2 separate regions of the Homo sapiens genome follow, and region 1 is linked to region 2. A link is a contact called in ENCODE Hi-C or POLR2A ChIA-PET data. All regions are on one chromosome and are shown on one strand. Each heading gives the region's core, a stretch centred on a gene start or an enhancer-like site at or near the end of the contact. The rest is flanking DNA. Distances are from core to core; before and after follow the strand shown. Region 1 overlaps ADK (adenosine kinase). Region 2 overlaps LOC124902459 (a long non-coding RNA gene).

Evidence for each region. A loop is a pair of places that touch in the nucleus more often than their neighbours do. ChIA-PET counts read pairs that join two places held with the same protein, here RNA polymerase II (POLR2A).
Region 1: a map of PC-3 shows a loop between it and region 2 (8-fold over the local background). The contact joins two enhancer-like sites. A Hi-C loop is called at or near these places in 1 of 168 maps with a recorded cell type or tissue (PC-3). POLR2A ChIA-PET finds 5 or more read pairs at or near these places in 1 of 52 experiments (activated naive CD4-positive, alpha-beta T cell).

What each region holds. Positions count from the first base shown.
Region 1 is chr10:74,501,819-74,505,567 of GRCh38, forward strand. The region is part of intron 6 of ADK (adenosine kinase); the gene reads left to right. Among named protein-coding and RNA genes, the nearest start is that of ADK-AS1, 26 kb to the right of the region's middle. Within about 2 kb of position 1,318, at least 4 of the 41 ENCODE cell types and tissues checked have a DNase peak (open chromatin) inside an H3K27ac peak, as active enhancers do; they include PC-3, where a contact is called at or near this core.
Region 2 is chr10:74,751,879-74,756,100 of GRCh38, forward strand. LOC124902459 (a long non-coding RNA gene) reads left to right here. Exons shown (of 2, transcript XR_007062201.1): 2 at 1,226-1,938. Among named protein-coding and RNA genes, the nearest start is that of KAT6B, 73 kb to the right of the region's middle. RefSeq lists an enhancer at 1,525-3,045. Within about 2 kb of position 1,838, at least 2 of the 41 ENCODE cell types and tissues checked have a DNase peak (open chromatin) inside an H3K27ac peak, as active enhancers do; they include PC-3, where a contact is called at or near this core.

The sequences.
Region 1 (3,749 bases), core at 68-2,567, 250 kb before region 2:
GCAGATTGGTAGTTGCCAGGGACTTGTGGGGAGTGAGGAATGGGGAATAACTTTTTAATGGGAAGATAGGGTTTCTTCTTGGGGTGCTAAAAATGTTGAGAAGTAGATAGAGGTCATGGTTGCACAACACTGTGAATATAATTTTATGTGAATTTTACCTCAATTTTTTAAAGAAATCAGTTGATTTAAGACTTAACTGAATTCTAGAATTTTTGAAATGAAGGTGTTTCTCAAGGTCATCCAACCCAATCTCCTGTTTTTCACAAATGAAAAAACTAAAACTCATCAAGATTAAATACTATATATCACTAAGATTGCCTAGTAGCTAGTCCAAACCCAGGCCAGAATTTGAGTATCTGGATTTTTAGCCCAGTGATTTCTTTTTAAACTACTGCATGCTGCTTTATTATCAATTGCTATTTTTTTTAAATTTTTTTCTGGGAACATACTACAAGTGTTAGTTTAAAAGTAAACTAACATAAAAGTAAATACAAAAAGAAGCATAGCTTCCTTTGTGCCACATATAAGAAATGTAGACATAGAGAGTGTTTATTGCAGTAATTTGCCAAAAAGCAAGCCATAGTTTAAATTAGAAGAGGTTTATTCCCTGCAGCACTTTCACAATCACAGAAGGCACCTATATTTTAAATGTAGTCTACATTGGCCTGGCTTATGAACTGCAACCTTCTATGATTGCAATTCACTTTTTTAAATTAAAAAAAATTTCAAAATAATTTTTGCATAATTATTAGCACATTCTACCACTTGATAATTTTTTGTTTCTTTCAATAGACGAAAGCACTCACATTGTAAAAAAATTATATAAATGACCTTGTCTTGTGATGAAGCTAGAAGATCTGTTTTCAACGAAACTATTCTCAGAGGCATCTAGGGAGAAACATTTGAGTCAGGTTGGGAGTTAGAGATAGAAAGCAGCAGCAATTAAAGCAAGATAATGTATTACCCCCTGGAAATTGGGTGTTATACTCAAATGTAAAGGACTTGTATTGATTTAGTGCTAGCCTCAGAAAATAGTCAGATGTCCTCATTTTAAGGGAAAACTTTAGGAAATGTAATTATATCGTTTCTTTCTCTCTAAATCTGCCTTAGTTTTCAATTTCTTTATGTAGTTCGTTACTAAGAGGAAGCTACACTCTCATTACCACACTAAATGGATTTTCTATTAATATTTATCTCCAATGTTATTTTTATCTGGGTTGTTGTTTTCATTTCTACTTAGTATGTATTTTCTTCTTTCCTTTTAGTTCAGAGGTCAACAAAGTATGGCCTATGAGCCATACGCTACAATAGCAGAGTTGAGTGGTTGCAACAGATACCATGTGGCCTGCAAACCTAAAATATTTATTGGGGCATTTTACAGAAAACACTTGCCAGTCCTTGCTTTAGTTGACCAAGTAGAAAAGGAAGAGCAGATTCTACAGAGTGAATAAATATCACCAGCAAAGGAAAGGATATAGAAAGGTACAGGATTTATACTTAGGCTAGCTAGAAACTCCATATGGTCAAAGTAAGAGTTTTGTGGATGTGAGTCATCAGAGATTATATAGGAAAGATAGATTACTGTCAGATTTAGAGGATTTTTAATGCCACTTCAGGAACTTGAGCTACTATTGTTTAGGAAATGAGTCATTTAAGGTTTTTTGAACAAAGGAGCTTTGCCAGAGCAGGAAAGTGTTGCAGTAGGGTTTACAAAGTAATGAGAGTTATCAACTAAAGTTATATTAATAGGAAGGATGACATAGTTCCAGGAGTTGCTGTATAATTAAAATTGATAGGACCTTAGACACTGCATTTTGAGACAAAGAGATAATAGTTTAAAGATTAAAACTTCATTGGGCAGAAAAATTATTATTTATACACATATTAGGGAAGTAAAGAGCTAATTTTTGTGGAAGGTTTAAGTTGATGGAGAAGGATTATAACACTACATAGGATAAGAAACAAAACTGATTACTAGTTATCAGCATTACTGAAGTTGTTCACTCATCCCAGGCACAGGCAATTTTTTACTCGCCATATTTTATCTCCAGGGCACCCAGCTGCCATCATCTTGTCAGGGTCCATCTCTTTATAAAATCCTCTTACTTTGCTCTCCAGAATCCCACCCTGATACACAGATTTACTTACGCTACCTCATACAGAATAAAGTACTTCCATTTTCCAAGTACTCTGAACCATGCTCAAGAAGGGCTTTAGCTCTCTCAAATAAAAAGACTTATCTCAAGGTGTTTAATTCAAGTAGAGCCACAGTTCCGAAACTGTGCACTGACACCCCAGGGTACTGCAGCAGACTCACAAGAGTGCTACAGGATATTTTATATCGGTTTCAAAATTAAATTTTGCTACATTCCTTTTGGATGATGTCTTTTTAAAAAATAATTACTGTTGTTGTTTTTTTTTTAATATGTACCTCCTGAAAAATCAATGCAGAATGGGAAATGAAGGTAGCAGTATCCACTTGGAATACAAGGCTTGAAGAGTGTGCAGTATTCCATAAGCATACATATTCATTTAGTAAATACAGTTAACCCTTGAACAGTGCCGGGGGTTAGAGGCACTCCCCTCCCCCGGGTAGTTGAAAATCCATGTATAACTTTTGACTCCCCAGAAACTTTACTAAGAGCCTACTGTTGACCAGAAGCCTTACCTGTAACATTAATCATTGATGAACATGTATTTTGTATATTATATGTATTATACAGTGTATTTTTGTAACACAGTAAGCTAGAGAAAAGAAAATCATAAGGAAAATATATTCATTGATATGGTTTGGCTCTGCTTCCCCACTCAAATCTCATCTCGAATTTTAATCCCCATAATCTCCACATGTTAAGGGAGGGACCTGTTAGGAGGTCATTAGATCATGGGGGCCATTTCCCCCATGCTGTTCTTGTGATAGTGAGTTCTCGTGGAACCTGTTAGTTTTATAAGTGTTTGACAGTTCCTCTCTCATGTGCCCTCTCTCGCCTGCTGCCATGTATGACATGCCTGCTTCCCCTTCTGCCATGATTGTGTTTCCTGAGGCCTCCCCAGCCATGCAGAACTGTGAGTCAATTAAACCTCTTTTCTTTATAAATTAGTCAGTCTTGGGCAGTTCTTTATAGGAGTGTGAAAACGGACTAATACATTTATTGTTCATTAAGTGGAGGTGGATCATCATAAACATCTTCATCCTAGTAGTCTTCACACTGAGCAGGCTGAAGAGGAGGGTGGGGAAGAGCTGGTCTTCCTGTCTCAGGGGTAGCAGGGGTGGAAATGATGAAGGAGGTGGAAAGGATGGCAGAAGAGGTAGGCATACTCAGTGTAACTTTACAGAAATACGTTGTAATTTCTGTCTTATTTTTCATTTCCCTAAAAATGTTACTCTAAAAATGTTTCTATATGGCACCTATCCTTCCACCTTTTGCTTTTGGTTCAGTGCCCATATCATAGAAGGGTCCATGTTGTAAAAGAAGTCAAAAGCAGTCTTTTGAATAACTGGAATCATTCTGTTATATGGTCTAATATGAATTTGTTTCTGGCACTACTTATTCTACATCTTCTTTCTCATCATCTGGCACTGATTTGGAAGCACTCATCTCCATCAAGTCATCTTCTGTTAATTCCTGTGATATGGTGTCTGTTAGCTCTTGAATTACTCCAAGATCCGTATCTTGAAACTCTTCAACTTCCCCCCACTTTTTTTTTTTTTTTTTTGCCATATCCACAGTCTCTTTTATGATATCCTT
Region 2 (4,222 bases), core at 588-3,087:
TCCTCCCACCTCGGCCTCCCAAAGTGCCAGTCACAGCTTTTTTTTGATATTCATATAACACTGTTGATTCATATTGAGATTTTCATCAACCAAAAGTTAAGTGTTTGTTTCCTTTTCTTTTTTCTTTTTTTTTTTTGGCATCACATTAGTATTAAGCCGTACCCCTGTGTCCACACTAGTACAGTGTGGTGATTTCATGGACCATTACAAGATTTTGCATTATTCCTATTAAACTTTCACTAGATGCTCATCAATTGACCGGATCTTCCTGGGTCTTGTTGCTGTGATCCATCTGCTTTATCCCTCCCACCTTCACTTCACCTGTGAGTAGTCAGGGAAGCATGTGTTTTGCTTTATTTTTGTTTTGAGACAGAGTCTCGCTCTGTCACCCAGGCTGAAGTGCAATGGTGCAATCTCAGCCCACTGCAACCTCCGTCTCCAGGCTCAAGCAATTCTCCTGCCACAGCCTCCCAAGTAGCTGGGATTACAGGCACCTGCCACAATGCCCGGCTAATTTTTGTAGTTTTAGTAGAGATGGGGTTTCACTATGTTGGCCAGGCTGATCTCGAACTTCTGACCTCAGGTGATCTGCCTGCCTCAGCCTCCCAGCATGCTGGGGTTACAGGCGTGAGCCACCGTGCCTGGCCAGGGAAGCATGTGTTGATAGGGTCTCAACATCAAATACCTGTAGAAGCCAAGGAAGTAACGTAAGTGGAACCCCAGGGCTGGGTGGACAAGCCCAAGGGCTTCTTCAGCACCCTCTGGACACAGTCCTCCAACCCCTTACTAAACCACCTCCCCAGGTTGACATCCAGCCTCCCACTGCCCATCCTGCCCAGATACACTGGAGAGTGCTTTCTAGAGGAAGTGCTGCATCTCAGAAAGGGCTATAGTGGAGGGGAACAGAGCTCAGGCTCTGGAGTCAGACAATGCTGGGTTGTTGCCTTCCCTTTTCCATTCCCTGGCTGTGTGACATTGCACAAGTGCACTTACTTCTCTGTGCTTTGGTTTTTCTCATCTGTAAAATGGGGAAAATAATAATGTCTACTTCATAGGGTTGACGTAAGTATTTTACACAATCATTCATGTGGTGTATTTAGCTCAGGGCCTAGCACATAGAGATTACTTAATACAATTCACCTATACTGATTATTTTTGTGGTTACTATTATCATTGCTACAATGATTATTAGGAATCACACTGTTATCTCTGACATCTCCTACAGATGGTGGCAGCAGGACAATGGAAACAACCCGGTGAGTACAAAAGAGATGCTCTTGAACACACACCCAACCCTCTTCCTTCATTCACACCCCCCGGCCTGATATCGGCAGCACATCGCTATGCTCCTCTTGGAGAAAACTCCTCTCGCGTTGAGAGTGGAAACACCAGCTTGCCTTCGTGTGACATGGAGCGGGTCATGCCACTCCTCTCCTCAAAAACTTTCAGTGAGGTCCCTTGTATCTTACAGAACAAAGTCCAAACTCTATCCTGTCATTGAAGAGTCCTCTCCCAGGTGGCCGTGCCACATCTCCAGCTTGTCTCTCAGGAGACCTTCTCCAGGGCCCTGCCTGTCCACACATAGGACTCACCACTCCCTGGGCGAGCCTGGGCCCTTCCCCACCCATCCTGTGCTTTGATTCCCCAGGGGCGGTGCCCTTGCCGGACTCTTCATGGACTAAATCCCACTCGTCCTGCAAAACCTGGCAAAATTCAAGGCCACTGGAGGAGCTCTTCCTTTGAGACTCTCCAGCAGGACTTGCCGCCTCTGCGCGGGGTGTGTAGCAAGCCCTGCTTGCCATTGCCACTCCGTTGCTGCAGAACGAGTGGGATTTGGTCTCTTTCGTGACTTCCCCAACACACACACCCCACCCCCACCACATAGCACAAGGCTGAGAACACTGGGAACGCTCAATAAAGAAATATTTTTGGCCTGAATGAATGGCCTGAAGGACTGCTCCTTTCAACAATTATGGCCCAATAAATTATACCGACATTGCCTCCTGGAGGGAAAGGCCACACCAAGGCCCCCACAGATGGGGAAACTGCTCTGTCTGCCAAAACCCAGATGCAGGGCAGCCTTGGCCCTGCTTGGCTGTCTACCTGAATCTGGGTTTAACAACTTGGCCTGCAGTTTTACAGCCTGAATCACCAGGCTCAGCACAACAGCATGAGTTCTTTGTCCGCATGCTGCTGCCAGGTGTTGAAGGAACGGGCTGCAGTGACTTACCCGGCTCAAGGAGACCTGCAGGCGGGGCAGACGGGTGCCTGCACCCCAGGCTGGGAGGCCAGGGGACTTGTCTGCAAAAGAAACCCTTGTCTGGACCCTAAACAGAAAAAAAGAGGTGATGAAAGTTTACATGAGGACCCGGCTCTGGGTGCTGCAGGGGGATGCGTGCTAGCTTGGAGGTTGGGGGTAGGGGCTGTGGAACATGGAGTGACCTTCAGGTCACTGAACAAAGCTTAGAGGGCCCAGACTCAGTCAGATTTTATTTCTATAGCTGTAATAGTTGTGTGGTCCTAGGAAGCATGCAGGAAGCCATCAAATTTAAGCTTTTAGAGCTGGGGTTACATATCTTAAGAGCCGAAGAAATGCAGTATCCAAACAAGTGATATAAGGCATGAAGACTCGTGCAAGGAGAGGTTAGAAGGGTCTCTGGCTGTATGAGCGTTCCTTTCTTGGGTTATGAAGTCATTGATTCAGCATCTATAAATAGAGCTCACGGCAATGGCGTGCTGGTTACGGTTTAACCACCAGTTCTTCCAAGAAAAAGCCCTGACTTGAGGCATTTGCAGATTTCTGTGGTGTAAATACACCCACCATGGCCAATTTCAAACTACCCAGAAGGTAGGCCCAGAATGTAGAGCTGGGAAGAGATTGCACAGCCAGCTCCCGTACACACTGATTCCCAGCAGCCTGTCAGCGTCACCAGCAAGAATCCTACCAGTAGCCCACTTCTTCAGTAGTTTTGCAACCTCAAGCAGTGCAAGTCAATGAGGCAACCTCAAAAATAATATGAGACGATAACCCCCAAAATTGTGTGAGATAAGATAATAATTCCCTTACTGGGTAAGCATTTTTCAAACTGGCTATTATTTATTTTATTTTTTATTTTTATGTTTTATAGAGTAGAGGTCTCACTACATTGTCCAAGCTAGTCTCAGACTCCAGGGCTTAAATAATCCTCCTGCCTCAGCCTCCCACAGTGTTGGGATTACAGGCATAAGCCACCATGCCCTATTTATTTATTTATTTTAATTTGTTCAGACAGGGTCTTGCTCTGTGTCCCAGGCTGGAGTGCAGTGATGCAGTCATAGCTCACTGCAGCCTCAAACTCCTGAGCTCAAGGGATTCTACCTCATCAGCCTCTGGAGAAGCAGGGATTACAGGCTTATGCCAACAGGCCCAGCTAGTTTTTTATTTTTTGTGGAGATGTAATCTTACTACATTGACCAGGCTGGTCTTGAACCCCTGGCCTCAATCAATCCTCTCGCCTCGGCCTCTCAGAGTGCTGAGATTATAGGCATGAATCACTGCGCCCGACCCACAGTCCTTTTGCAGATATTCACCAACATGCACAGAGCGGCAAAAAATTTGAGTCAACCGACAAGCACATTTCTAGCAGAGGCTGAACAAGGCAACGCTCTGACTTCCTGTTTCAACTGTCATTTTGTGAAGAAATGTCCTTTTCACAGTCCATTTAGTGCCAGGTTTTTCATATTTTTGTCCTTTTTCTTGGGGATGGTGCTGTGTAAAATGGTCCCCACGTGCACGGCTGAAGTGCTGTCTAGCGATCCTAAGTGCAGAAAGACTGTGATGCACCTTCCGGAGAAAATACATGTGTTAGATGAACTTTGTTCAGGCAAGAGCTATAGTGCGGTTGACTTAATTCAATGTTAATGAATCAACAATATTTATTAATAAGGCATCTTTAAACAGAACTACACAGCTGGGAGCAGTGGCTTATGCCGGTAATGCCAGCACTTTGGGAGGCCAAGGCAAGAGGATTACTGTAGCCCAGGAGTTCGGGACCAGCCTGGGCAACATAAAGACTCCATCGCTACAAAAAAAATTTAAAAATTAGCTGGGTATGGTGGTGCACACCTGTGGTCCCAGCTACTCAGGAGGCTGAGGTGGGAGAATCATTTGAGCCTGGGAGGTTGAGGCAGCAGTGAGCCATAATTGCGCCACCACTGCATTCTAGCCTGGGCAGAGCAAGAC